Linked DNA regions of Mus musculus: region 2 is linked to region 1. A link is a loop called in an ENCODE intact Hi-C map of the cell type or tissue named here. Cell type or tissue: gastrocnemius. All regions are shown on one strand. Each heading gives the region's core, and the rest is flanking DNA. Links, peaks and the distances in the headings are about the cores only.

The links. Hi-C counts contacts between places; a loop is a spot of excess contacts. Peaks named below come from ENCODE experiments on the same cell type or tissue, not always from the same donor. Only the 100,000 strongest peaks of a DNase experiment are listed, where the experiment ranks them.
Region 2: it touches region 1 in a loop (1.9-fold over the local background); 1 of 42 quality-filtered maps calls a loop at or near these places.

What each region holds. Positions count from the first base shown.
Region 1 is chr5:121,871,521-121,886,298 of GRCm38, reverse strand. It overlaps Cux2 (cut-like homeobox 2), which reads left to right. Exons shown (of 23, transcript NM_001312908.1): 7 at 341-461; 8 at 1,476-1,552; 9 at 2,226-2,292; 10 at 3,478-3,526; 11 at 6,380-6,484; 12 at 9,140-9,331; 13 at 9,411-9,469; 14 at 10,964-11,012; 15 at 11,121-11,220; 16 at 11,998-12,642; 17 at 13,148-13,249. The region is part of intron 1 of Gm52785 (a long non-coding RNA gene); the gene reads right to left. Among named protein-coding and RNA genes, the nearest start is that of Gm52785, 12 kb to the right of the region's middle. In gastrocnemius, for the core only: a CTCF peak has its summit at 6,896 (motif pointing right); DNase peaks (open chromatin) are centred at 6,897 and 7,398.
Region 2 is chr5:122,202,122-122,216,899 of GRCm38, reverse strand. Hvcn1 (hydrogen voltage-gated channel 1) reads right to left here and starts at 7,171. Exons shown (of 8, transcript NM_001042489.2): 1 at 6,979-7,171; 2 at 6,508-6,558; 3 at 537-668. The coding sequence starts at 557. In gastrocnemius, for the core only: no CTCF peak of the experiment used is centred there; a DNase peak (open chromatin) is centred at 6,813; H3K4me3 peaks cover 981 bases; H3K27ac peaks cover 684 bases.

The sequences.
Region 1 (14,778 bases), core at 5,678-8,177:
TATAGAACCCAGGACCACCAGCCCAGAGGTGGCTCCGCCCACTGTGGGCGGGACGCTCCCATCAGTCTCTAATTAGGAAGATGCCCACAGGCTCTCTACAGCCCTTTATTAGAGAAGCATTTTCTCAGTTGAGGCTTTTTCCTCTCAGAAGACTCTAGCCTGTGTCAGGTTGACATAAAACCCAGCCAGCACACTTTGTGAGCTTGCCAGCCTGCAGGCCAGTAGGTCCCCCCTTCCCTGCCCCCACCCCACTATCTCTAATGAACTGATCTCAGGGGTCCAGGCGGGCCTCTGCCTGCAGCTGTTGGGGTGCTGAGTGTGGTCCTCTTGTCTTCTGCAGAGCAGAACGAGGGGACGTGTCCCACGGGGCACACGCCAGCCAACGGTAACCACCTGCCAGGTCCCGAGGACACCCTCGTGACAGACACCTTGCTGCAGAAGAATGAGGCCGAGAGACAGAAGTGAGGAGGGAGGCAGGGCAGGCTGCCCAGGAAGCCCTGGGGCAGTCACTGGCAGGAGGGAGATGGGAAAGGGTGAGGGACTCTGAGGCCGGCCCTACAACTCCCAGCTCACTCTTCCAGTCTCAGTTGCCTTGTCTGGGGAATGGGTACATTCATCAGCCTTATCCAGAAGAAAGATAGAGTGGGATTATTGTTGGTGGTGGTAGTGGTGGTGGTGGTGGTTTAGGGTTTTGTTGTTGTTGTTGTTGTTGTTTTGTTTTTTGTATGTGTTAAGACACCTCTCTGGGGTCACGGGGTCATGGAGCTCTTGTCTATTGTGGCAGTAACAGAACCCAGGCATGGCTCCAGCTCTCTGGGAACCTTGGTCTTAAGATTGTCAGGGGGTAACACCAGGTCCACCGGCCTCATCAAGGGCCTTCCCCTTGACACAACATGAGTGGACAGTAGCCATCGGTCTCACTCAGAGAGAGTCTGCCAGAACCTAGGCTTCCACATAGTTGAGCTGGCAGAAGGAAGGAACAGAAATAAAGACAAGCCACATCAATACAATAGTGAAGGAAAGTCTGGCAAGAACAGGGAGAACCAATGGGGTGGTCTTTCTAGTGCACCAAGGGAGACGTGGCTCCAGAGGGACATGGGGAGGGGGTGGGTAAAGTCCTCCGTCAGTGAGGCTCCGGCCAATGGAAAGGGTGTGACTGGATGAGGGGAGAGGCTGGGCAAAGGCCCTGAGGTCAGAGCTAGCCTGGAGCAGCCAAAAGGTGAGAGTAGCCAGAGAGGACGGAGCCATGAAGGAACGGAGGTAACATCTGAGTTTGGGGGTTTGTCTTCTATTAGGAAAGAGACAGGTCGGCCGCCAGCTCTGTACATGTAACTTTCCTCGCAAGGGCTCCTGAGCGTCCAAGCGCCGGCTGCAGGAATGGGAATAAAACCAGGGCGGCTTTGGGGAGTGACACCCACTGTGGTAGGACCAGGTGGGTCCTAGCACGCAGCCTGAGCAGCCCCGTGTCTCTCCAGGGGTCTCCAAGAAGTCCACATCACCTTGGCAGCCAGGCTGGGGGAGGCAGAGGAGAAAATCAAGGTGTTACATTCAGGTATGACTCTGACTCTGGGGGGCGGGAGCCCTCAAGTGGCTTGAAGCAGCGTGGGGATGGGGGACAGGGGTGGCCAGTGAAACAATGAACTTGGGGACATAAATCCGGTGTGCCCAAAGACAGGGGTCAGAAGCTGGGGTGGAACCAAATGGGGCAAACCTTTGACAGCCATGCACTAAGCTGTGTCAAAGATGGTGACTAGGGCACCTGCTAGAGCCAGATTGTCAGGAAGATGACTAATGCCCTGGGCCACCAGGCAGGGTCTAGTGGCCCCAGAGTGGGTAGCCTACCTGTCAAAACTTGGAAATGTAACTGGCAGGAAGCTGAGGCAGGAGAATTAAGGCTAGCCTGAGCGACCTAGTGTTTTCCCCACCAGCCTTGGCCACGTTCTGAAACTGTCCCTAAAAAACCAAACCAAACCAAATGAACAAGCAAACTGGGATTTCTCAAGAAATCTCAGCAGCAGCTCACAGACCTGGAACTCCCAAGCCTCTATGAGTCCTCCTGCCCCAGGTCCCCCACCTGGCCAGGTCTTCAATCCCTCTCCCACTAAGACTGCCTCCCAGCTTGGGGGGGGGGCGGGTATGGGGCGGGGTGGGGGGAGGGGGGCGGAGCGAGGGAGGGGGCGGAACAACCCAGCTGCCCCGCCTCACCTGGCCTTCACCCCTCCCAGCGCTAAAGGCCACACAGACAGAGCTGCTGGAGCTGAGGAGGAAATACGATGAGGAGGCTGCTTCCAAGTAAGTGAGCTGGGGACACCGCCTCCTCCCTTTGTCTGCCACACACAGGCCACCTCCTTCTGATTCTCTGAGCAAGTGACCCCCAGGCATGCACCTGACCCATCTTCCCTTTTATTCACACACCAGAGTCACAACACCCTTGGACCCACCTGAGTGAGGCCACTGGACAGCCTCACCCCCGACCCTGACCCATGACCCCTGACCTCTGGTTCTACCACCTGCCCTACACATTCCTCAGTTTCCCAGTACAACCAGTGGAGGCCAAGTGACAGCATCTAAACGACTCAGAGTGCAGTCACTTCTTCCGGTTTAAGACATCACTCACGTCATAAACACTTATTGAACACCAACTGTTTATCTGGTGCTGTGCTGAGACCCTGGAGGGAACATGAACGCTTCACCACCCAGTCCCTAAAGCAGACACAGGCAGTAGCAGGCTATGACGAATCCACTCACAGCCACCACTGAGCACTTACTGTGTGCAGTCACTGTATCGAGCATGAAATTGGTTTCTCCAAGGGAAGAGCTGGAGGCAGGGGTGGCCCAGGCAGGCAGCCTCAAATGACACACTAGGAAGTGCACCTCAGGCAGTACAGACAGTGCGTGCCTACGAAGGCCTCAAGGATGTGCAAGGATGTGACCAGTCATGTCCCCCAGCCCCCAGAGTCCCAGCAAGCTAGGCAGACTTGTCCTACGCCCCCAGTGTCACAGTCTGGAGGGAATGGCACCGTAGACAAGGGCCCCACCTTGGGGAGTCACTGCAAGAGCACTGTCCGATTCTTAGAGGGAAGGTGAGGAGAAAGCCCCTGTTGTAGCTCCCCAAAGATTGGGCCCTGGGCTGCCTTTAAGAAGAGCTTTGTGCAGGTAGCAGGCGCTAACCACCTAGCAGCACTTGGGAAGCAGAGGCAGGCAGATCTCTGCGTTCAAGGCCAAGCCTGGTCTACAGAGCAAGTGCTGGGGTAGACAGGGCTCCACTGAGAATCCCTGTCTCAAGAAAAGAGAGGTGTAGGGGAGGAGTTTTGAGACCCAGTCCCTAGTTCCCAGCAGTGGAGATTTTTTACCCCCACCCAGTATGTTTTCTCTCTGGGGAGCGTGGAGGGCGGCTTCCATGGCTCTGCACTTTTGGGCAGAGATCTGCATGGAAGCCGCCAGCCTGTCTCAGGGCCCCTTTCCTCTGTGTCCCAGGGCCGATGAGGTCGGCTTGATCATGACGAACCTGGAGAAGGCCAACCAGGTGAGCCGTGAGTGGGAGTCTCCTGTGGAGGGTAGGGGTGGGGGTGGGAGCAGGGCTGGGGGGGGGGGGAGTGGGGCACCTAGCTGGGTTGCGGCTGTTTGGACCCAAGTTGTTTGGCCTTGCCCAAGGACCTACAACACCCTGATTACTGAGTATCTCCCTGTCTGCCCGTGGGTATAGAGATAACCCCAAGATCAGCAGGCCAGTCCTGTGGCAAGGCACAGTGTCATTTTGCTTGGGTCACTGCGGGAGGCCCTGTGGCAGAGTCCCTCAGATCACAGGCCCTGGGGCCTGTCTCTGTGGGCAGCATGCCAGACTACTGATAACCTCTTGAGCTCTGGCCCCCATGGGAGCAGTGGGCACCCAGGAGAAGCAGGGCCAGGGCCGTGGTGATAGTGATTTTCCTGGCTTCTGCTCCCATGGTTGGCTGGAATTCTTTCTTTGTTTTGAGGCAGGATCTGCTGTTATCTCAGGCTGGTCTTGAACTCCCAGTTTAGCTGAGGGTGACCTTGAACTCCTGATCCTCCTGTCTCCACCTCCCAAGTGCTGGGATTGCAGGTGTGTGCCACCACATCTGGTTTATGTTTTATAAACTGTGTTACTGATTGGAACCGGGTGGGGCTTCCTTCATGCTGAACAAACACTCCCAACTGAGCCCTACCTCTCCAGCCAGCTCCTGTGTTACTTCAGGGATCATTACTCTGGTGCTACTTTGTGGGTTCTTCTTTCTTCCAACCTTCTCCGCCCTTTTTTCCCCTTTAACCTTTAAGACTAAATAGGAGAGAAAAGAGGCCAGAAAGGGAGGGACCGATGTTATTGTTAGACTACTTCCTGCCGATCAGAGCTGTAGAGTTCCTTGGGATAAGTTTGATCTTCACCATCAGGATATCTCATTTCTTCTTGTTTCTTCTTTGCACATGATGACTTAACATACTGCAACCAACAGCAACCAACCAACAACCCACCCTACTTCTCGGGGCTGTAGCATTATATATCCTCTGAAAAGCCCCCAGATTCCAAATGTCATACAAACAGAGAAACTATTCACAACTGGCAAAATCATGCCAATAGAGCACTAGGCAAATCATAGTCGACTGCTGTGGACAGTCTGAAACAGCCCGTATTCCACACCTGGGGTTAATAAAATGAAAAAATATTATGTATTTAAAAACAAAAAACAAAATGCCAAAATTGTCACTACAGATCTCCATTTATATCAGTTGCATAGCATTTTTAGTGGTTTTGGTTTTTTGAGAGAGGGTCTCACTGTAGCCCTGGCTGGCCTGGAACTTGGCATGTAGACCAGCCTAGCCTTGAACTCACAGAGCTCTGCCTGTCTCTGCCTCCCTCTGGAACTAAAACCACCATCACCCAGCCCTTGTCTTACCCTTCAAATAGGTAATTCACTCACATAGTTCAAAATTCAGAAAAGACAAACCAGAGCAGATCCAAGGCAGTGCCCCTTGCCCCAGCGGCCTGTCTGACCAGTTTCTGGGCTCTCCTTCCAGGGATGTCCACCCATGTACAAACCAACCAGTAGACCCACATGAGCCTCACGGGCTCTACCTGCCTCTGGTGGATGTACCCACTGGCACACATTCGCCTAATCTGGGACACCAGGTTCTGCTTCCCACAACAGCAAACAGATATTTTAGCACTGTGAGAACCACATTTTGTGTGCCAAAGAGGCAACTTAGCAACTGCAGCAGGAAAAATTGTGTCCACCCCGAGTGTGCACACCTGCATGCCAATAAAGCTTTATTTATAAGAACAGTTAGTGGGCTATAGATTGCTAAGTCTGCTCTAGCCAGACCACTCTAGATGACTGTTTATAGTTAATGTCCACCTTTCCCCTCTCCCAACCAACACCTTCACGATTACCCTCGGGCAGACACCATCTCACACGTGCAGGAGCTGAAGGATGGATCCAGTTCCAAAATGGGATTACTGGGGCAAGGGTTCTTTGCCCTACGGACATGCAGATGGGGCCAAACCGATCCCGCCTTTGCAGGGTCCAGCCTGGCTGTCCAATGAAGAGGCTAGTACCCTGTTGCCAAACCCCCAGCGGGAGGTTTCTTAGCCAATGACATGGCCTTGAGAAAAGAGATCATAGCCAGGTGTGGTGGCACAAACTTGTGGTAGAGACCGGAGGACCAGGAATTCAAGGTTATCCTCAGCTGCATATCAAGTTCAAAGCCAGCCCAACTATAGAAGACCCTGGAACAAATAGCCAAGTAAATGTGTGAATAGAGTTAAGCTCAACCACGGACTCTATTTACAGTGTGCCCTGCTTGGCCTTCGAGCACGAGAGCCTCCTCTGACTTTTTTTTTTAATACCCCTATTCTGTAAAAGGGAAACTGAGGCCTTAGAAAGCCAAGGGAGTCACCCAGAGGCTGTGACAGCCACTGAACTGGGACCACCTCTGAAGATAGCAGATACCCCCCCCCAGTGTACAGTCTTGAGCCAGAGCCAGAGAAGGGACACAGGCCCCAGTGTGGGACAGAACCACCTGGGGATGGGTGCAGACAGCCCCTTCTTGCCCTTCCCTCCCTGGCAGAAGGAGTGTTCTCACCTTGGGGGGTCTCAGGTACCCTAGCATCACTTAATCACTTAGAGCCATCCCTGGTGGCCTCTGTTCAGTAATACCATCTCACCAGGAAAGGTGGGGTGAGACATCTCTTCCTTTGTACCCACCGTGGGGCTCAGTGACAGGGTTTCCCAGGTCCAGGCCTGCCTGCATTCAGGACTGTGGGAACCTAGGCCCTTGGAGATCCAGGGTGGTACAGGTGTAGGGCATCCTTGTTCTCTCTCTCTCTCTTTCTCTCATCCGCTCCCCTCTTCTCTTCCCCCAGCGAGCAGAGGCTGCCCAGCGTGAGGTGGAAAGCCTTCGGGAGCAGCTGGCGTCAGTCAACAGCTCCATTCGCCTGGCTTGCTGTTCCCCCCAGGGACCCAGTGGGGTAAGAAGGATGCACCTGGGACGTGGGGGAAGGCAGAGGGAAAAGATTGGGGAAGCCCATGTCTCTGCACATAGGGAAAGTGGGTGTCACTTGCGAGGACCAACCGACTGACGTGGATGTGAGCAGGGACGCACGGGGTCTCTGAGTGCAGAGAGCATTGTTAAGGTCAGCATAGTACAAGACTTACTGTAACCTGTTGTAGCAACAGGGTCTTGTTGAGTGTGCACTGCTTTTAGTTGTGCAAGATTCTGCTGACTATTGGTTAACAAAAAGCCTAGTGTCTTCCTTTGGATGCCTCCCTCGCCTTGCCTGGAAATGCCCGAATTGTTCCCAACGCCAAGAAGGTACCACCCATTGCAGGGTGCAGCAGGATTTGGACCACGGGGCATTGTGAGTGGTGGCCACCAGAGGGTGCTGTTGAACACCAGTCTCTCATTGCCTGGTGGTCGCTTGGGAATTTTCAAGCCCTGACCAGGAACTGTAAGAAGGCTTGTATTTCAGCCCTTAAGTCCTAAACCTTGCAGGTGACTCTGGTGGGACCCGCCCCTTCCTCCAGTGCTATAAAGAGCCAATTCCAGCTACTAACCCCAAGGTTCCTAAGTGAAATCAACCCGTCTTTCTCCTTTTCCTGGCCAGCACCCTCAAGAGTCCTGGGGTCACTGCCTGCCTAAGGACTTAAGTCACAACCCACATCCCATGGGTCTTGTACACTGTCGGTCTCCTTCCCGGGGTTCTGCACGCTGGAGGGTTAGAGTCACGATTCCTTACATCATCCCAAGTGGCAGCTGTGGTTTCCGCCTTCCTTAGCACACGGGCGCCGATGTCACAGCACTTTAGTTTCCTTCCCATCCACGCTAGCGTACAAGGTTATAGAGAGAACTGCTTGGCTCATAGATTGTGCTGGGAAAGAGCCAATGCTTTTGGCGGTTACCGTGCGCAGAATCTGGCTCTGCTCCTCAGAGTTCACTGCCTCTTGCGCCCACGAATGTGCACGTCTGGTGTGATGTGTAACAGTGACTGTGGGTCTTCAATGGCCGAAAAGGTCTTTACTCTGTGTGTGTGTGTGTGTGTGTGTGTGTGTGTGTGTGTGTGTGTGTTTGCATGAGCATCCAGGAAGGTAAATGTGACTCTGTCCCAAGTCTTTGGTGATTTACCAGGTGACTGTCCCACAGAAGCGAGTCTGTCTGGAGAGACAGGGGAGCTGTGGCCACCTGGGGAGGAGTCACCAGCGTTTCTTAATTAACCCCCGAGGAACCTGCAAATGACTAAGCAGCCACACTGGAATCCCCGGCTGGTTTGGGAGGCAGCTTTTCTGAGCACAACAGTGGCACTTGATGCTAATTAATTTAATGTATTAATGGCATCCGCTTCCTGTTTTAATTGGCATTTATCTCCAAGGAAGAAAGCTGGATTAGTAGTGGTGGGGTTGTTTTTTTGTGTGTGAAGAGTTTGTTGCGATTTTTTTTCTTTCTTTGTAAGTACTTCTTAGATTGTGTAATAAAGCCAGAGAGCTGCCTGACCCAGGTCCCTCAGAACCTGTACAAGCCTGTACCTTGTCATAGATGGAACGGAGACTCCAGGGGCAGTTTCCAAGACCTCTAGATGGGTGACAGGCGTGGAACAGATCAGGGGATGCCGCAGAAACACTGCCTGTGGCTGCAATGTGGCTGCTCTGGCCCTGAGGGTCAATGGTTTCCTGGATGGGTCATTTCCCTTGGCGACGGACCCAGCACCCCAAACCTATTTTGGAATTGCCACTGCTACAGTTCCTTCCCACTTTTACTTTTGTGTGTGTGTGTGTGTGTGTGTGTGTGTGTGTGTGTGTGCATATACATGTACACGTATGCCTATACACATGGATCTGAGTGATTGCCTGTGTGTACTGAAGCCAGGGGACAACCTTGGATTCTGTTCCCCTGAGGCTGTCCACCTCACTTTCTGAGATGGGATCTCCCACTGACCTGGACATCATGAATTAGCGTAGGCTCACGGGTAAGCTCCAGGAGTCCAGTTGCCTCTGCTTCCTGGGTTATACCTGGAGACAACCACACCCAGCTTTTTCCAGAGATGAAATTTAGGCCCCTAATTTACCAACAGACAACTTTTTTCTCCCTAGGGGTTTTGTGGTTTTGTTTTGTTTGTGTTTTGAGACAGGGTTTCTCTGTGTAGCCCTGGCTGTCCTGGAACTCACTCTGTAGACCAGGCTGGCCTCGAACTCAGAAATCCGCCTGCCTCTGCCTCCCGCGTGCTGGGATCAAAGGCATGTACCACCACTGCCCAGCTAGGTTTTGTTTTTTTTTTTTCGTTTGGGGGTTTATTTTGTTTCATGGTTGTTTTTGTTTGTCTGTTTGTTTGTTTGTTTGTTTGGAGGCAAAGTCTCACTGTGTAGCTCAGGCTAACCTAGAACTTGTGGTCACCCTCCTGCCTTTGACTCCAGAGTGCAGAGGTCTTTACCGTTACACCCAGCCATGGTTGTATTTTTGACAACTCAAGTCTTGAATGAAGCACGGCTTCTGTAAGGGGAACCGTGCAAGTGGCACAGCAGTGTCAGATCGCCAGATGGAAAGTTCCCTTCCACCTGAGGTCCAGGGGCAGCATGCCATGCTGGGGTTCAGCCCCTCAAAGCCACTCACTGAGAGCACTCTCTGTTCCCAGGAGAAGGTGAGCTTTGCTCTGTGTTCAGGGCCGCGGCTGGAGGCAGCTCTGGCCTCCAAGGACAGAGAGATCCTGAGGCTGTTGAAGGACGCCCAGCAGCTTCGACATTCCCTGCAGGAGCTGGAGGAGGTCTCAGCCAACCAAATCGCTGACCTGGAGCGGCAGCTAGCTGCCAAGTCCGAGGCCATAGAGGCAGGTCCCAGGGTGGCAGGGGCGGGCGGTGGTGGGCTGGGAGCACGGGCCAGCTTCATTAGATCCTTTTGTCTTCCAGAAACTCCAAGAAAAGCTCGAGGCCCAGGCTGACTATGAAGAGATTAAAACAGAGCTGAGGTACCATGTTGGCTGGGACTGTTCAGAAAGCTCCTTAGCTCCTCCCCCACATGTCCACTCTGGGGTCCACATCTCTCTCTCTGTCAAAACCAGTCCAGTCACAGCTAGGTGTGGTGGCAAAGGCTCACTAGTGCAGCCAGCATTCAGGAGGTCAAGCCAGGAGGCCTGGCAGCCTGGCCTGGGCCTCCACAAAACAAACTGGTTGTCCTCGCCTGGTTTCTGTTGCTGTGATAAAGCGCCAACATACGCCATCTTGTAGCTTATGGGTTCCATCCAGTCCCATCACCCAGGGATGCCAAGGCAGGAGGAACCTGGAGGCAGGAGCTGATGCAGAGGCCATGGAGGGGTGCTGCTTACTGGCTTGCTCGCCATGACTTGCTCAGCTTGCTTGCTTAGAGCACCCAGGACCACTTTGGTTGCAGAGGAGCTGGGCCTTCCCATAGCAATCATTAAATCAAGGAAACGCCCCCCACAGACCTGCCTATAGGCCAGTCTCATGAAGGCACCTTCTCAGTGAAGACCTCCTCTTCCCAAAAGATTCTAGCTCATGTCAGGTTGGCAGAAAAACAAACCAGCACACTGGTCCTTTTCCGTGAAGCTGTGGAGATTGTCACCTTGTCACCTTGTCACTGTGGTGTGGAAACTGGGGACTTCCTCGGCAGTCAGATAAACGCAGGCTGTGGGCATGCGGGGCTCCCCAGACCCAACTCACTGGAACATGTGACTTTAAGCCTGCAGTTGATACAGTTTTCAGTTGACAGTTGACCCTTGGTGTCACCAGGGTGGGATGACTAAGCCCGGGCCTGGTAGCACTGTGGTAGTGTCCTCCATGGAACCCAGGTGCAGCCTCTTGTGACTTCATCATCTCTTCTCCCATGATTCCTAACACGGTAACTGCACGTCCCTCCCTTGCCACGAGGCCACATTAGTACTCAGTGTGCAGTCCCGAGGCAAATCCAGTTTTTGCATTTTGGAACTTTCTGGAAAAAAATATGTATTTGGTAGTTTCTACCTATGTCTAGCCTAAAACCACAAGGCAGGATGGCTCAATGGGAGAGGACATGGGTAGTGTGCCAAAGGCCTGGGGTTCCTTCCCTGGAACCCCAGAGGAAAGGAGAAGAGGGGGTGAGAATGGGAGGGAAAGCGAGGAGGAAGTCAGAAACAGGAGACAAAGGGAAGAACAGATTGGTGGTGCTCCAGTCCTTGGGAGGCAGAGGCAGGAGAATCAGGAATTCTAGTCTAGCCTCCACTACAAAATGAATTTGAGGCTAGCCTGGGCTACATGAGACCATATGCAAAATGAAATATAGAAAAACGAAAAAAGAAAGGCAAGTATGACTTGGTGTGGTGAGTGTGGTACAAGCCTTTAATCCCAGCACTTGGGAAGCAGAGGTAGGTAGATCTCTGTGAGTTCGAACCCAGCCTGGTCTACAGGACCCCACCTGGGGTATCTCCTCCTGCTGACCTCCGGCCCCTCTTGTTTTCTCCCCGCAGCATCCTGAGAGCCATGAAGCTGGCCTCCAGCACCTGCAGCCTCCCACAGGTACACATCCCTGCCACCGCTGTCCCTGTCCCCCAAAGCTGGCTGCTTCCATCAAGTCTGCACCAGCCGTACCTTCTCGCCCTTGCTTCCTCCCACCCCACCCCCCAGACGCTGGCCAAGCCTGACGACCCGCTGCTTGTGGCCAAGGATGTCTTCTTCCCCACACAGAAGTTCCTACTGGAGAAGCCTGCGCTGCTGGCCAGCCCTGGTAGGGGACGAGGAACTCACCGAGGGGGCACTTGGGCTGAGGGGCTGGACAAGGATGCCCTTGGACTTCTTCATGCCCCAGGATCACTGCAATTCATGAGGCAGAAGAATCCAGACCGGGGATGTAGGCTGGGCATTTGCTGGGTGATGCTTCCCAGGTTCAGGGTCACAGGTAGACCCAAGGCTCCCAGTGACTTCCCTGGACCCTGACTCTAGCTGGATACTGGAACTTTAATAAGAACTCAGGAGTCAGGGGAGGGGTGTCTATACCCTACCCTACAGCCGACCCCCAGGGCATGGCCCACAGCTTAAAATTGCCCTTCTTCCCACAAATGGCTCAGTGGCCCTGTAGCCTTGTGACCTTCGCCAAGATGGCAGGCTCATTATTGGTCTCTTAAATGGGAAGTGCTGGGTGGCCTGAGTGACTAGGCACTGGAGGCATTAGACCCCTGGGGTGACTGTGACTCCCTTCCTGCTTGCTAGGATAATGTCCCCAATGGCAGCAGGTGGGTCCCACAAGCTAGCATTTGAAGGGGGTCTGAGGAGGTGGGGTTCGAGAATGAGGGACAACAGCAAGCATGGGTATTTATGGCTTCTGAGACCTATAGCTAGTCCCTCATCCTGTCCCCCCATTACCCCATATCCTCTGTCTCTGCTCTCTCTCTCTCTCCCTTTCTAACCATCTCTCTTGCCTCTGCACATCCCTCCCCTCCATCACAATTGGTCCCTCTGCACCTCTGTCTGTCTGTCTGTCTGTGCATCCCCCCTGGTGTTCTAGAGGAAGACCCCTCGGAGGATGACTCCATCAAGGGCTCACTGGGCACGGAGCCCCCCTACCCTCCTCAGCTTCCACCTCCGCCAGGCCCGGAAGACCCGCTGTCCCCAAGCCCTGCGCAGCCCCTGCTGGGCCCCAGCCTGGGTCCTGATGGGCCAAGGACTTTCTCGCTGTCCCCCTTCCCCAGCCTGGCCCCGGGGGAGAGGCTGGCTGGGGACTCACTGCTATCCAAACATATGATGGGCCCAGCTGCCTTCAAAGGGGAGACGGGAAACCTGCTGGCATTCCCCCCGACTTTCTACGGTGGTGCCAAGCCTCCATCAGCTCCTGCTGCCTCCGTGCCCTGCCCCGAGCCCACAGGGGCCCCGGAGGCTGTGGATGGGGCTGGGCCAGAGGAGGAGCAGCTGGACACGGCTGAGATCGCCTTTCAGGTGAAGGAGCAACTTCTCAAGCACAACATTGGCCAGCGCGTGTTTGGCCACTATGTGCTGGGACTGTCGCAGGGCTCGGTGAGTGAGATCCTGGCCCGGCCCAAGCCGTGGCGTAAGCTCACGGTGAAAGGCAAGGAGCCCTTCATCAAGATGAAGCAGTTCCTGTCGGATGAGCAGAATGTGCTGGCCCTGCGCACCATCCAGGTGAGGCAGCGAGGTAAGCCACGGAGGAGCCCCACCGCCATCCAGAGCTGTGGGTGACCCCGGGGTGGGTGAGCCACCACCCTGTGCCTTGGTTTCCCTATTTCGAGGGACAGACTCGTGACCTTGCTCCCTCCTGCACTGGGCCACCCCTCCCTCCCTCTGCAGCCCTTTCTGGGCAGTTAAGCCCCAGCTCTGGGCTGATTCCTCAGTTTCCACCTCCCACCCCATTCTCGACATTGGCCCGTGGGGGAGGGGCTAAAAGGACCCAGAGCTCCGAACTGCTTAAGAAGTGTCCGCTGTTGCCATAATCATCCTGGCCCATTAACCAGCCCTAACCACTGACCTAGCACGCACAGGGTCCTAGTTCCAGCCCCAAAGCCGGAGTCACTACACCACCTACCATTTGTCACCCTCCCCACCCACCCCAGGACAATCTGGTCCATACCCTCCTGCCCACCTCCAGGGCCTGACCCCGCCCCCTGCAGGCCCCACAGCCGCCACCTTCGTGCCCCTCCCAGGCAGCATCACCCCGAGAATCCGCACACCTGAGACAGGCTCGGACGACGCCATCAAGAGCATCCTGGAGCAGGCCAAGAAGGAGATAGAGTCTCAGAAGGGGGGTAAGTGTGGCCTCTGCCCATGACCTCTGATCCTTGCCTGCATCTCCTCTATCATCCCAGGGTGTTCCCAGGTCAGTTGTAACCTCCAGGGCCCCAGAAGGGCCTTCCTGGAACACACGCAGGTATGCCACAGCTCAGGTCTCTCCCGTGTCTCACTACCTGCCCCATAACAAAATCTCAGCTGTTCAGCAAGACATCCGGACCCTGAGACTATCCCCTTTCCCAGGACATCTAGCCAAGCGCCACTCTCTTAAGTGTCACCTCCTCCAGGAAGCCCCCCCCCCCTATCCTGGTATGCTTCCCACTGTGGCCTACAGTACCAAATACAAGATAGCAGGACTGGCCATAAATCCTGGTTCAGCTGTTGATTAGCTGTGTGGCCTTGTATTGATGACTTGACCTCTCTGTGCTTCCCTCCTCTCATCTTTAAGACGGGAATGATATTAGCTCTCCTTTCTGAAGGCTAAGGGGATCACCAGCCAGGGGCAGGTACACAGAAGACTGTAGGCAGAGTCTTAGAGTCAAAACCACCTTCTTTGTTGTGATCCTGCCTGCCATCAATGGCTCTGGCCTTGTCCCTGCCAATGGCTTGGGGGCTTCTATGGCTAGGCCAAGTTATACACTTAACACCCTGCAGTGTTGGTTGCCTGGGATCCTGGGATGCTGGGCTCAGTTCTCCCACCCCACTGTGCGGTGTCTGCTGCCCCCTGCTGGTGGATCCGTGCATGTATTCCAGTTGCAAAGTCCTATGAGGAAAATCTATCCGTGACTGTGGCCTTCAGTGGAGACCCGCCTCTGTCCCTAGGAGAGGCCACAGGAGAGGGAGTTTACCCTGCCCTACCAGCTAATCCTCTGAGCCATTCATGATTTTTTTTTTTAAATACAGGGTTTCTGTGTGTAGCTTTGGCTGTCCTGGAACTTTTTCTGGAGACCAGACAGGCCTTGAACTCAAAAGAGTTCTTACTTACTCTTACTGGGACACCTTAGCCTCCCAATTGCTGGGATTAAAGGTGTGCCCCACCACCACCACCATCATCACCACCAGGCTCCCACTGAATGCTAGTCCGGAGCTGCAGATGTGAAGCGTGAGCTGCAGATGTGGCTGAGGCGTAGCAGCACAGCCTTGAGTTCAGTTACACAGACCCTGGGTGTCTGACGTTCTCAGTGCTTCCCCCAGGGTCAGAAACAGACTCGGAAGCATTAAAGTCAGCAGCGGGGCTGAAGGGAGTGTTCACACTCAGTACTAAGCTATAAGGGTGGCCACTCCCACTTCTACCTCCTACCCCAATATGTTCCAAACAGCTGGGAAGGCCCAGCCCAGGGCACCAGGCATGGCCGAATGCCAGCTCCAGGCGTGTTCTTGACAAAACCAAAGGAAGTGTCCAGGGTGGAGGTGGGTGGGCAGGCATTTATACAAGCTGCTCATAACAATGACAGGCTAGTCAGTGCTGGTGGTGGTGGTGGTGGTGGTGGTGGTGGCGGCGGCGGAGGCGGTGCACGCCTTTAATCCCAGCACTCAGGAGACAGAG
Region 2 (14,778 bases), core at 5,698-8,197, 330 kb before region 1:
CATACTGGGCCAGAGTTCCCAGAACCCCACTATGTCACTGGCCTCTCAGCTCATGTCCCCCATCTCCCTGTAACCAAAGGCTGCAGACAATTCTATGGCCAACTTCATCCCGCTAGTTGTGGGTAGCAGACCCCTGCCTTGCTGGAGGCCAAGAACCTTTCTGGAGAACCCAGCAATCTTCCCTTGCCCACCCAGTCTGTAAGTACCCACAGGAGCAAGTCTGAGATCACACCTTTGCACAGGTGGATATCCAGAAATCTTTGCTTGGCTTGGCTTGGCTTGGCTTCACTGAGCCAGAACGATGATCTCAAACTCAATGGGTAGCCGAGGACGATCTTGAATCTCTTAATCCTGACCCCCTGCTTTACCTCCCAAGTGTTTGGGATTACCGATGACCCCCACCACACCCAGGTAGGCTCTGACCACGTGGTTCTTAAACTAGATGTGTCAGGGTTTGTCTAGCAAACCCTGGCTCTCCTGAAAGAAACACCCACAAGATCCTCCTCTCTCGGTGGGAACCCCCAGTCACTATATACCTTTGGGTCATGGGAAGTCATTTTCCTGTTGTCTCAAGATCCAACAGTGAGAGAACTGGAGGCAGACTTGTCACCCTGCTGTCTCGAGTAGACGCTCCGCAATCTGTCCTCGAAGGTCCGTTTGAGCAGTACCTGAAAATAAGGCCACAAAATGAGTTAGAAGGGATGGTCTGGGAAGAGAGCCGAGAGATTGGCAATACTCAGGAATGCCTGCTTGAGTGCTGGATTCACTTGCGAGCATTTGTGAGAAGCATACAGTAGTCACCGTGGCCAGTGAGTGGAAACAACCAACATCCACAGAGAAACGGATAGAGTCACACTGCAGAATACCATACAGCCTTTAAACACTAGCAGCTGCTACAGAGTGGAGACGCCCTGAGAACGCTCTACAACGGGAAGACAGCTAGATTCAGCACCTTGCATGTTGCATGCTGAGCTTGGCATGTGGTGCTGCTGTAACCCAGCACTCAGGAGGCTGAGGCAGGAGGCTGGTGAGTTCAAAGCTAGCATCGGCTGCAGAGTGAGGCCCTGTCTCAAAATTAAACATGAAATTTGGAGACGGCAAGATGGCTTAGCAGGTAAAAGGGCTGACTGAGTTCAATCCCTGGGACCACATGGTGGAAGGAGAGAGCTGACGCCCACAGATTGCCCTCTGGTCTCCACACATGCGCCACAGTGCACAGACAGATGGACAGACAGACATACAAATAAAAATCTTGAAAATAAATTCTAAGACAAGCTATAACATGTAGCTCTAGCTGGCGTCAAGCTTGCTGTGTAGACCTGACTGGTCTTGAACTCACAGAGATCCATCTGCCTCTGCCTCGCTAGTATAGAATTAGAGATGTACACAACCCCCTCCCCAAATTTCTAAAGTGTGTGTGTGCATGTGTATCCACACATGTATAATATATATGATTATATATATATATATATATATGGTTACATATATATTTTAGAATGTGTGTGTGTGTATAGGATTGTGTAAGTGTTCTCACAGGCCTGACGGAGGATCCCCTGCTCTGGAGTCCATGTGGCTGTGAGCTGATCAGTGTGGGTGTTAGGAATCAAACTCAGGTCTTCTGCAATCATACTATGGACTCTACCACTAAGCCATCTTTCCAGGCCCCTGGCCCTCTTTTTTTTTTTTTAAAGATTTATTTTATTTTTTTTTAATTTTTTATTAGGTATTTAGCTCATTTACATTTCCAATGCTATACCAAAAGTCCCCCCTACCCACCCACCCCCACTCCCCTACCCACCCACTCCCCCTTTTTGGCCCTGGCGTTCCCCTGTACTGGGGCATATAAAGTTTGCGTGTCCAATGGGCCTCTCTTTCCAGTGATGGCCGACTAGGCCATCTTTTGATATTATTTATTATATGTAAGTACACTGTAGCTGTCTTCAGACACTCCAGAAGAGGGAGTCAGATCTCGTTACGGATGGTTGTGAGCCACCATGTGCTTGCTGGGATTTGAACTCCTGACCTTCGGAAGAGCAGTCGGGTGCTCTTACCCACTGAGCCATCTCTCCAGCCCCCCTGGCCCTCTTTTAAAGGATAACTTTGGTGGGTCTCTTCTTTCTCTTTGGTTCTGGAATGACTATGTGTGATTTTTCAAAATTATTTTTAACATAGCTGTCAGAGGCACAGAGTAAAACTTTAAGCAGAAAGATGTCTGCTGGGAAGTCTCCATCTTCCTTACGCTCCCTTCCCAGAAGTGTCTCCTCCACACAGCCTTCTGTGGTTTTCCCTCTTCACAGGACAGGCCTGCACACACACACACACACACACACACACACACACACACACACAGAAGGCCTCCGTGCACATGGAAAGCCTGCATGTACTTTTTCACTTTTTCTCCTATACAAATGGGAGTGACACACCATCTCTCAGAACCAGCCTGATTTCCTCTTGGGGTGGCACAGTCACCTAGACCACCCAGGCCCTTTCCCCTTGAACCCAGGAGTTTGTCACATTATGTGTGCACAGTGACTAAATTCAAGATTGTGTGACAGGAGGCGGCCCAGGTAGACACACTGGAACCCGGAGGGTCTGTCCGAGGAGCGGAGGGGCGAGAGTGAAGGGGCTGCAGCAAAGAGAAGCAGGCATGAAGATGCTGGGAGGCTAGCTCATGCTATGTGCACCCCTAAGAACTGGTAAGGGTCCGCAGACCCCACCCAGAGCCTCTGGAGGAAAGGCAGCTTTGAGGGCCTCTCCATTTGCACCATTGGAAGACGCTTTTAGGCATCTGTGAGATCACAGTTGGGACTTTTTTAAAACCACCAAATGTCCCTGCTATAAACCGGGGACACTCGCCATCCCCAAGGGACCACACTGTGGCAGTGAGCTCTAGGTGGAGGTCCTTGCTGTGATGCCCAGTACTCTCCCTGTGGGGATGTAGTGAGGCTACTGGTGAGCACAATGGGGTTCCCCACCCCTTCCAACCCCAAACCCCACTGTGCATGCACCTTGAATCCGGTGCGTTTGTACCTATTCCCTTATGTGAGCCAGACCAACATTGGACATCTTTCTCCATCTCTCTCCGTGTGATTTGAGGGGCGGGGGTGAGACACACATTCTCTGAACCTGGACCTCAGCAATTCTGTGAGATTGGCTGTGAGAAGCCTAGAGGTCCTCTTCTCTCTGCCTCACAGAACTGGGATGCCAGCCGTGGGGTAGCACCAACAGTTTTTTATGTGTGTAGCCTCTAGCACAGACGACTGTCAAGAGTGTCAGCAACTTTGGTGACAGCTTCTATACAAACAGGAGATGGGCTCAGATGCAACCCTTCACAACTGCAGGCAAAGGGCCGGCAAGATGGTTTAGCTGGTAGTGGGGCTTGCTGCCAAGCCTGACATCCTGAGTCTGACCCCAGGACCCACATTGTGGAAGGAGGAAAATCAACCCTGGCAAGTTGTCGTCTGATCTCCATAAGCACACTGTGACACGTACACACACACACACACACACACACACTGCAGTTGAATAAACAATCTACCAACCTACATTCAGGTAAAAGAGCCTTGTGTTGGGGCTGGAGAGATGGTTAAGAGCACTGACTGCTCTTCCATAGGTCCTGAGTTCAAATCCCAGCAACCCACATGGTAGCTCACAACCATCCGTAACGAAATCTGCTGCCCTCTTCTGGAGTGTCTGAAGACAGCTACAGTGTACTTATATATAGTAAAAAATATATATATTAAAAAAAAAAAGAGCCTTGTGTCATCAAAGCAGAAACTAACTCCTGCACAGAAAAACATTGGAGGGGCTGGAGAGATGGCTCAGTGGTTAAGAGCACTGACTGCTCTTCCAGAGGTCCTGAGTTCAATTCCCAGCACAACCACATGGTGGCTCACAACCACCTGTAAGGGGATCTGATGCCCTCTTCTGGTGTGTCTAAAGACAACTACAGTGTACTCACATATATAAAATAAATAAATAAAATTTAAAAAAAATCCAGAACTTGGAAGGCAGAGGCAGGTGGATTTCTGAGTTCGAGGCCAGCCTGGTCTACAAAGTGAGTTCCAGGACAGCCTGGACAATACAGAGAAACCCTGTCTCAGAAAAACAAAAACAAAATAAAAAACCAACCAACCAAACAAACAAACAAAATCCATTGACTTCACCAACTGAAGACAGAGGGTTTCAACTCTCAAGTCCTCCCTAATAAACTAGCCCAAACAAATAAAAGTGGTGAAGCCCACTGCCTGGGTGGCCATGGAGAAGCCTCACATTGGCTAGAGAGATGCAACCTAGTCAGACATCTAGTGATAGGGGCTTCCAAACGGCTACATCCTAGACCTGACCACTTCATTCCAGAAACCTTTCCAGAGCTCCCTAGCAACTGCGTGGGCAGCAGTGTGTGTAGTACAGTGGATGCTGTTGCCAACCCTCTCCCCCCTCCCAATACCTGAACGGGAGAAGCTGAAGGCCACGAAAGCAGGGAGGAAGGACATGCTAGGGTCTGCGCAGTGGTGGAGAAAGCAGACTGTTGAGCAAGCAGAACTGATAAGTCTGACCCAAGCCTGCGCTCATTTGCAAGCAGCAGAGCTAGAGCCTCCTGTGCCTTTCATCCGTGCTAGACCCTGCGCTGGCTGGGTTCAGGGAGAATAAAAGGGAAGGGGACAGGAGATGACAAACACCTCAAGGACAGGGCTGAGGCCACACTCAGAACAGAGCAAGATGGGAAGCCAGGCTCTTGCAGGTTGAGTGGCCAGGCTCTCGTGGGGACAAGTGTCCCAGGAAGAGGAAGGTTCTTTAACAGCAAGAACTTAAGAGGACAGAGTGGCCGGGCGTGGTGGCGCACGCCTTTAATCCCAGCACTCAGGAGGCAGAGGCAGGTGGATTTCTGAGTTCGAGGCCAGCCTGGTCTACAGAGTGAGTTCCAGGACAGCCAGGGCTACACAGAGAAATCCTGTCTCGAAAAACCAAAAAAAAAAAAAAAAAAAAGAAGAAGAAGAAGAATTCTCACGCTGGGCGTGGTGGTGCACACCTTTGATCTCAGTACTTGGGAGGCACAGGGAGGCAATCTCTGTGAGTTTGAGACCAGCCTGGTTTACAGAGTGAGTTCCAGGACAGCCAAGACTACAGAGATAAAACCTATCTCCAAAAACAGAAAGAGAAGGACGAGGAGGAAAGAGGAGGAAGAAGGAGAGAAGGAAGAGGAAGAAGAGAAGAAGAAGGAGGAGGAGGAGAAGAAATAATAATAATAGTTTGGGGAGGTCTAGCAGGGCTCTCAGCTTGTGTGAAATGCTGTAGTGCTCAGGGTCAAGTCATAGCAGGGGGGCTGGAGAGATGGCTCAGAGGTCTAAGAGCACTGACTGCTCTTCCAGAGGTCCTGAGTTCAATTCCCAGCAACCCTACGGTGGCTCACAACCATCTGTAATGGGATCTGATGCCCTGTTCTGCCATGCAGGTATACACAGAGCACTCATATACATAAAATAAATACATCTTTAAAAAATGAAAAGTTATAGCAGGGACATGATGGGGAGGGCCAAAGAGGATGGAGGTCTGGACTTGGGTGTAGTCATGGTGACACAGCATCCAGACTGGAGATCTGTGTAGGCCAGAACTTGTGACTGGCCTAGATGGAGTGGGAGTTGGGAAAGAAGGATGGAGGCATGCGCTACAGGCGGGAAAGCCTGGACAAGAAGTCCGGGCTTCTTCCTTCTTGCAAAACATGGCCACGGGAAGGTTGTGGGCTGCCCAGCAGCTCTGGAATTGGGTAAGACCTAGCCTAGAGATTTTCAAAACCCTGCCTTGACCAGCCTTGCTGCCAGGGGAGTCTTGGAGGCAGAAGTTGCCATCCTCAACCACGGCCTTTCTCAAGAAACCTCAAGCTGCTGGTGGGCAGTCAGGAAACACTGCAAAGCTCAGAGCGTCCCCGCCAACCTGAGATGAAATGCCCAGTAGGCAGAAATGCCTTCAGAGGGGCAAGGTTGAGCAGAGAGGAACGCAGCTCCCAAGGATCCCGTGCTAGGTTTGGGGGTGGGAGTGGGGATTGCTAGGCTTCTCCCCATCACCTCAGCATTCCTGGGAGGTAGGTGCCATTCTGAATGCCATAGGGCAGAGAAGGATACAGAGACACAGAGGCAGTGTCCCACCTCTAAGGCATGTAGAATCAGGTACTCGCAGGCAGTAGGTGCTGGGTAAGTGGTGGGGGCTTCAGAAGAGCAGAAATGCACGCTGTTGCTGTTGCTTCTCGGTCTTACAGTATAACCAGGCCCCAACCCACCCACCCACCATTCTTGTTCCTTGGCACTCCTGAACCCAACAGATAGGGCTTCGAATCATTTCAAGAAGGCTCCACTAAATTGGGTTTCTTCTTGCTAGGGTGCACCAGTGTGCTGACTCCTTGGGGGTCTGCTCTTGTGGTGCTAGCTGTATCTCCTTCCCTCCTGCTGTCTCCCTGGGGTGGCTGTAGGGCTCTGGGATGGAAAACAGGGCTTAGGGCTTCACACTCACCTGCTGGTAGTTTGCAGCACTCCTTTGCAGTGGCTGGCTGGCTCTCTCCACCTGTGTGAGGGGGACAGGGTTACTTCTCCACAAGTCACAAGATGCTGGGTGTGGCAGAGTCATGGCTGTGGATCCAGGTTAACACCCACCAGGAGAGGATGCGCCTGTCAATGCTCAATTCCCCGGGGAGGAGAGCGGGGTGGGCAGTCACAGTTCAAGAAGCAGCCAGGGCCTTGGTCACCCCACGGTGCCCCCTGGCCTAGTCCTCCACTCCCCGCCAGCCAAAATGGACAAAAGAGCAGCAGGGAATCACGAGGATGGAGGGTGGCCAGGGCTTCCTTCCTCCCTCCCGGGCCCCGCGGCTGGCGGGTGTGCAGAGCAGGGAGAAGATCGCAGCTGCCCTCAGCTCGAGATACAACTAAGGTTGGAAGGAAGAGGGGGGCGCCCTGACCTCCCCACCCCAAGCCTCATCCTCGTTACCTGGCAGCAGTCTGCTTAGCTCTGTTCTCATCCCAGGGTAGAGACTCAGGCACACCCCAGCTCTGAAGAGCCCAGGGGGAGGGCCCTTGCCTTTGGGGGTGTGGTGTGGCGGGAGTTTCCAGAGCTGCTCGAACTTATTGCTGCTGCAAACTCAAAGGCCTACGGAGGCACTAGTGTGCTGAGAGGCACTAACTTGAAGCGGCTATCAAATGACAAAGACCCCGGGAGTATGCACAGGGCTGGAACTCTCTTCCGGCTAATCCCACCCCACCCCCACTCAAACGCCTCATCCAAGGACCTCCTCCTCCCTCTCTCTTCCAAAGCTCCTGTGTTTACTGGAGGAGATGAACTCCCTAGCTGAATTCAGGGGGCCAACTGATGCAAGAGCAGGTTAAAGAGAAACTTTTTACCTGCTAATGGAGACAGTCCCAAGAAAGTAAGGGCAAAAGAAATGTATCATAAGCTGGTGGGGGAATGACTGAACCCACTCTCTCTGGGCTGGGAAGGAAAATTCAGGAGAGTCACTAAGAGACAGTGTGTGTGTGTGTGTGTGTGTGTGTGTGTGTGTGTGTGTGGAGGGGAAGGAGTGGGCTTCCTAGCACACCTATTCAGACCCACTGCAGCCCAAAAGCCCCGGGTCCGTGTAATGGAACCCAAACTTTAGCTTCTTCAGAACCCCAGCCCTTCATGGCTGCTGTGTGTGAAACTCTAAAAGCCAGTTTCCTTAGAGTTCAGTGACTTCAGCTTCAATTCTGGCCTAATTCAGCCGGTTATCCGCAACACTTGTTTCCTTGTAACCACCTGCAGGTGTGGGCTAGCCTCCCTTCCAGATGCTTAGTGCACAGCCCCCTTCGAGCTTAAGGCTGCATCTCCACGGGTGCTGCAATACTGTGTGGCACTGCACAGGAACATTATCTGCCTCCCATTGGTCTCTGATCCACTGGCTTCTACCAGCTCCCCTGTCCTCCATGCTGGTGGCAAGCTAGGTTGGATGGTGGCAGGACTCCTCAGAAATGTTGTGATATAACAGCCTCCTGAAAGTTCCTAAGGTATGGCCTGCTCCATCCTGAACTTCAGCCTTCTTGTGTTTCATCCAAAACTTATCTCTCAGGGCTGGAGAGATGCCTCAACGATTTGAGCACTTGTTGCTCTGCCCGAAGAGCCAAGTTTGGTTCCCAGCACCCACATGGTGGCTGACAACCAGGCATCTGATGGCCTCTTCTGGCCTCCACAGACAGTTGCATGCATGCAGTGCACAGGCACACGGAAAAAAATCAAAACTCTCCTACTTCGGGGTCAGCTAGACAGGGTGAGACAGTTCCTCCTCATGTCTGTAGGGTGAGGAAGGCCAGGGAGAAGGAACAGGAGTCCCTCCATCTAATGAACCACCTCAAAGCTGTGGGCTGACATCAGCAATACATCCTGCCATGAGTTACAAACAGTATAAGACAAGATATGGCTTCAGCTACCAAGACCCAAGCTCTGGACTCTCTGGCTGACTCCCTGTTGTGTGTACCTGTCCCTTTTAGCTTTCAACTTGACACAGCCTAGAATCACTTGGGAAGAGGGTCTCAATGAAGGACCGGCTACATTGGGTTGACCTGTGGGGATTGTCTTAAGACCCAGCTCACTGTGGGCGGCATCATTCCCTAGGCAGGCCTCCTGCAGCTATGTGAGAGAGGAAAAAGTTAGCTAAGCGATGAAACAAACAGGACTCATGAGTTATTCTCTCTCTGCTCCTGACTGTGGACATGAGGCTGCCTTGGTGTCCTCATTATAACAATGGACTGTGACTAGAACTGTGAGCTTTTTGTCAGGGTATTTGTGACTGAAACAAAGATGAACCTAGGACACCATATAAATTAGTGACTGAGTGTTGAAAGCCTGTGACCACTGCTGCTTTAAACACTGTATAAGATCCTGGCTGAATCAGTAAGGCGAGAAACAAGGAAGTTTGAAGATTGCAAAGCTATCGTCTGAAGTCATTGTGAATCCAGACCTGGGGAATCCCACAGAGACAGCGGACAGAGCGACTTCTGTCCCCATAGAACTCCCACTCTGGTTGGGTGGAGGGGTGAGGCCACTGATTGGTAAGACAGAACAGCCCAAAGAACAAATAATTTCAGGACCGCATTTCAAGGTAACCTTGTATACACTGAGAGAAAAACATTGCTCTGAAAAGAAGCCCCAGTTTGCAGAGACGCTTCAGAGTTGTGTGGTTGGATATTTGCTGGTTTGTTCTCAAGCATGAGGAAGTCCCTTTCCCCCCTCAACCCACCCCCACCACGTCCTTCACATTTCTGTTGTGTGAGGATCCATCACTGTCCAGGTATGGTGGTCCTGCCCTCCTGATGCTCACAGAACAGATCAAGTAAGATCTAAGCCCAGGGCCTGGAGGCTATTTCTGCTTGAGCTTTCTTCCCTCCTCCACCAGCAGGGAGAGAAGGCCACCTTCAAAGGCTCTGGTGTCTCCAGTATCTCGTGGTTGCAGCCGACCACTTCCCTTCCCAGAGCACCCAGGAGTGCGTGAGAAGAGGGAAAGGAAGCAAGAAGGGGGTGAGGTTTCAGCCAGGGATGGGTTTGGAGTTCCCAGAGTCACATCAGTTACCTGGACCTACCTCCATGTGATTCACTACCATCTGTGACAGCCCCTGAGTGTATGTATGTAGGTAGGTAGTTGACCATGTCTGAATGAGGCTTGGGGACCTGTGTGATGCTGCAGTGTGGCTAGGACTTGGAATGGAACTCAGAGGTAGAGCACTTACCTAGCATGTGAGGACCTGGGTTCGATTCCTGGCATCGGCGACACTTGGGCTGATGACGTCCAACCCCGTGCCCTGAGGCTGACTTCTGCTTGGTTGCTCAGAATGATCTGGAAAGATGGAAAGACAGCAGTTGCCATCAAAGAGGCCTGGAGTTCAATCCTTCCTCCATCCTGCCCGTGCCAGCTGGGTGATCTTATATTCATTCAACAAATTATCTCTGAGTGTTGTCTAAGTGCGGGCACTAAACCAGCAGAGGCTGGTGGGTACCACGGACCCGCATCAAGACTGCTCTGTGAAAGGACATAAAAGGACCAAATGACAGAGCAAATGCATTATACAAGGTAGGACAAGGGGAGGTCGTGGCTGAGCCTAACAGGTGGGGATGGAGGAAGTACAGACTGTGTTGTATGGCTGTGTTACCTGTCAATCAAAAAGCCTATGGCCCATGGCTTAGGCAGGAAATAGAAGGTGGGACATCCGGGAGGAGGAAGAATTCTGGGAGAGAGCCAGGCAAGGAAGCCACCTGGGAAGACGTGACAAGGCAGATGCATAGAACCTGAACACAGGCAACCAGCCACAAGGAAGAATGCAAGTTTAAATAAACGGGATATCTTTTTTTTTTTTTTTTTTTTTTTTTTTTTTTTGGTTTTTTGAGACAGGGTTTTTCTGTATAGCCCTGGCTGTCCTGGCTGTCCTGGAACTCACTTTGTAGACCAGGCTGGCCTTGAACTCAGAAATCCGCCTGCCTCTGCCTCCCGAATGCTGGGATTAAAGGCATGCGCCACTACGCCCGGCTTAAATGGGATATCTTAAGTTATGATTTCAGTCAGAGAAGAGCCTAGCTGTATGGCCAAGGTATTTATTTATAAGTATATTTTGAGTCAGAGCCTTATTTCTGGGAATATGGAGCTAGGAGGAAGAACCGGCCACCATGTCACAGGAGGTGAGGACCATTGAGAAGAGATCAGGGGAGGGTTCTCAGGGAGGTGACATTTAAAGGCTACCAGAACATGGGGTGGAGCCCATTTTGAGATGAGGGATAACTTTTGCAGCAGAGGGAACCAACCGCATCTGCAGGGTCTGAGGTGGGTAAAGGCAATGCTAAGGCCAATGGAGACTGAGGGTTGCCAATGCACCAAGAAGCCATGGGCCTCTGAGGTAGGGAGGGGCATAGGTTGACTGTGATGTGTGTGTTAAAACATACAGACCGTTGTCCAGGTATGGTGGGGCGTGCTTGTGATCTGAGGAGTAAAGACACTTGTGTAGGGGCATACTAAGTTCATGGCTGCCGTAGTGAGTTCTGGGCGAGCAAGAATTCAAGCTGAGACCCTGAAGAAAGAAAGAAAGAAAGAAAGAAAGAAAGAAAGAAAGAAAGAAAGAAAGAAAGAAAGAAAGAAAGAAAGAAAGAAAAGAAAAGAAAGCGAACTGCTTGACCTTTCATATCCAGCACTCGCTCGCTCGCTCTCACTCTCTCTCTCTCTTTTTCTCTCTTTCTTTCTCTCAGTTTCAGGCCAGCCCAGTGTACCTAGTGAGATCATTTCTCAAATACAAAAATCTATAGTTAGAGCGGGGAGGCATGAATGTTAACATTCAAACCACAATAAAATGTATAGTTGGGGTGGCAGGTGAGAGGGCTCAGTGGGTAAAGGGGCTTGCTCTGCCAAGCCTGACAACCTGAGTTCAAACCCCAGAATGCACAGGGTGGACAGACACATCCAACTCCTACAAGTTACCCTCTAACTTCCACACACATGCTAAGGCACATACACACCTACCACACATGTACACAAATAATTACATATGCAAATTTTAAATGATATGTTTTGGTTTGGTTTGGTTTGGTTTGGTTTGGTTTAGTTTGGTTTTTCGAGACAGGGTTTCTCTGTGTAGCCCTGGCTGTCTTAGAACTCACTCTGTAGACCAGGCTGGCCTCAAACTCAGAAATCCACTGCCTCTGCCTCCCAAGTGCTGGGATTAAAGGTGTGCACCACCACTGCCCCGCCAAATTTTAAATTATAAACAAAACAACGAATCCTGGATCTGCTTGCTGGGTTGGGGGTGGGGTAGGTGGTTAACTGGGAGGGGGAATCCCAAGCGCAGGTCAGTTGGTGATGAGCTATGGGGAGACAGGAAGGAACAGGGGTGTGGAGAGAGCAGCTGGGTGACAACTGGGGGCTGGGTATGGAGGGTACTGCGCAGCAATGTTACCCCGACCATGGGGAGTCAGGAGGGTCGGTGTGCAGTCATGTGACCTAAACACTCAATGGCAGGTGTCAAACAGGTAGTGTGTGCCTGTGTGTGTGTGTGTGTGTGTGTGTGTGTGTGTGTGTGTGTGTGAAGTGGAGCCCAGAGGTCCACCTTGGGTGTTCCTCAGGAGTCGTCCACATTGTCTTTTACCAAAGGGTCTTTCACGGGCCTGGAGCCCCCCAATGAGGCAAGGCAGGCTGGCTAATGAGGCCCCCGGGATCTGCCTGTCTCTGCTTCCCCAGCGCAGAGATCACAAACATGTACTACCATGCCTGGATTCTTTTATATCTGCTGGGGATTGAACTCAGGTCCTCATGTCTTCCTGGCAGGGCTGGGCCAAGGGCCCATGCAGAGGCAGAGACCCAAGGTTCACTGGGGCATGCCACCATGTCCCTCCCTGGTCACTCTGTTTCAGGCCAAAGTGGGCTACCCTTGCTCTATGGCAGGCTATCCTTCTGCCTCTGTGAGTGACCTGTTCCTGTTTCCAGGACCTGGGGGCTGAGAGTGGCTCATTCACTCCTCTGCAAGGCCTGGCAGTTGCCTCCCTGTGGCCAGCTGAGGCTTGCCCAATCCAGTCACACTTTGAGGCCTGTGTGGGCTGTGGCTCTGCTCAGTCCCCCTTTCCTGTCTCTTTGGTGAAACATTCACATCCATGCTGAGTCTCGTTTAGTGAAACTGCTCGAGATATAGAGTAAGCTTGGGGCCAGCCTGGGCTACAACAACAACAACAAAATGGTCTGGCTGTCCTCCCTTCCAGCTAAGATAGAACAGGACTGGTGACACTGCTGGGCGGTTGAGAGCTCTGCAGTTAGTTGCCTGAGGAGGCACCTCCAGGTCTGGGCTAGCCTCCAGCCCTTCTCCTCCCTCAGGACCCTTAATGTCTTCTATAATCCTGTCTCCCCACTTGCCTGCCGAGTTGGCCTGAGTGGCCCAGAGTGGCGTGAGGGTCCAGTGGTGGTAGCATGTAGGAAGCAGAACCCACTCTAAAACTTGGGAATCTTGTCCCCGCAGGTCCCCTCTGCTTCTGTGCCTCCCTTCCTCGGGCCTCAACACAGTGCCAAGGTGCACTGGTTAAATAAATCTCAGTGTTCCACAGTGACGAGTTCACACTAGGGCCAGGTGTGGTGGCGCACGACTTTAATCCCAGCACTTGGGAGGCAGAGGCAGGTGGATTTCTGAGTTCGAGGTCAGCCTGGTCTACAGAGTGAGTTCCAGGACAGCCAGGGCTATACAGAGAAATCCTGTCCCGAAAAACAAACAAACAAACAAAAAAACTAGTTCACACTAGAGACACGGGTGTCCTGACCAGCAAGAGATGGGCGAAGCATTTTTTTCCCCAGAGTTAACACTGCTTAAGACCCCTCACGGACCCACCTTGAGTCCTCTCTTTGCTGAGCCAGCAGCTCTGAGGCATCTCTCCCTGTGGAGCTGGCCCCTCTCAAGAAGAAACACCCCTACCTCTTCCATAGTTCAAGGTCTTACCCACCCACTCACCTTCCTCTGCCTGGCCCAGAGCTGCAGTGTCAACCGTCCAGAGGGAGGCAATGCTCCAACGTTGAGTGCCTACTGTGTGCTAGGCAAAGCAGATCTTCTTTTATTTTTTATTTCCAAGTCCAGACTCTGCTTTCCTACTCCAGTAAAGAGACCAAAGTGTCTCTTGAGCCTAGGGACATGACATACATACACTGGGACGGGTTTAAGGTACCAGTCCGGTGGTGAGGGGAGCCTCAGAAGCCAGCTAAAAGCCCTAGGGCTTGTCCCTCAAAGGACATAACCCTGGCTGTCCCTCACTTGTCTCTTGGGCTCCGGCCAATGATGTCATTTCTGAACTACACAGTGCAAGCTGTATGGCCCATGTATGCCTGCTGTAGGTTGCCATTACCCTGAAGATGCCCAAGGTGGGGTAGGGGAGGGCATGTGATAACCTCCTCTCAGGACCTGTTCTGCCTACTGAGGGCTGGGTGTCTGGGGCAGCTCTCCTGGAGGACAGCTGCCTGAGGAGGGGTGCCCAAAGGACAAACACTTCACCTTTGACAGCAGTTCTTAACCATTCTGTGAGAGGCTATATGTAGAATACAAAGAAATTGGGTTGTGTTGTAAACTCAAAAACAAAACTTGAGGGGGCTGGCAAGATGGCTCAGCAGGTAAGAGCACTGACTGCTCTTCCAAAGGTCCTGAGTTCAAATTCCAGCAACCATATGGTGGTCCACAACCACCCGTAATGAGATCTGACATCCTCAGATGTCATATACAGTATACTTATGTATAATAATAAAGCTTTGGGTCTGAGTGAGCAGGGTTGACTGGAGTGAGCAGAGGTCCTAAAAATTCAATTCCCAACAACCACATGAAGGTTCACAACCATCTGTACTACAGTACTCATATACATAAATAAAATAAATAAATCTTTAAAAAAAAAAAAAAAAGCTTGATTTCAGCTGACCTGTGTACCAAGGGAATGTGGTGTTTACTACGGCCCTGGACAGGACTCAGATGTAGTGTGATCAGAGTCCCACCATTTCTGTTCTGTGTTCTGTAATTTTCCTTAGGTTGAGATTGTCTCTGTCAATCACTACGATGTCAGACTTGACACGCTTATACAAACCACACCTAGAAAGAGGCCTATGTTTCCACTCCTCGCCTATCTCAGGATGATCCAGACACCCTCTGGGTTGCCTTTCCACCCTGTGGCAGGGCAGTAACACTGGCCATGTGACTTGGGCTCACTTGTAAGCGAGTCTGTGCCAACAAGTCTCGGGACTGATCCTAGTCTCTGGTTGTGTACACA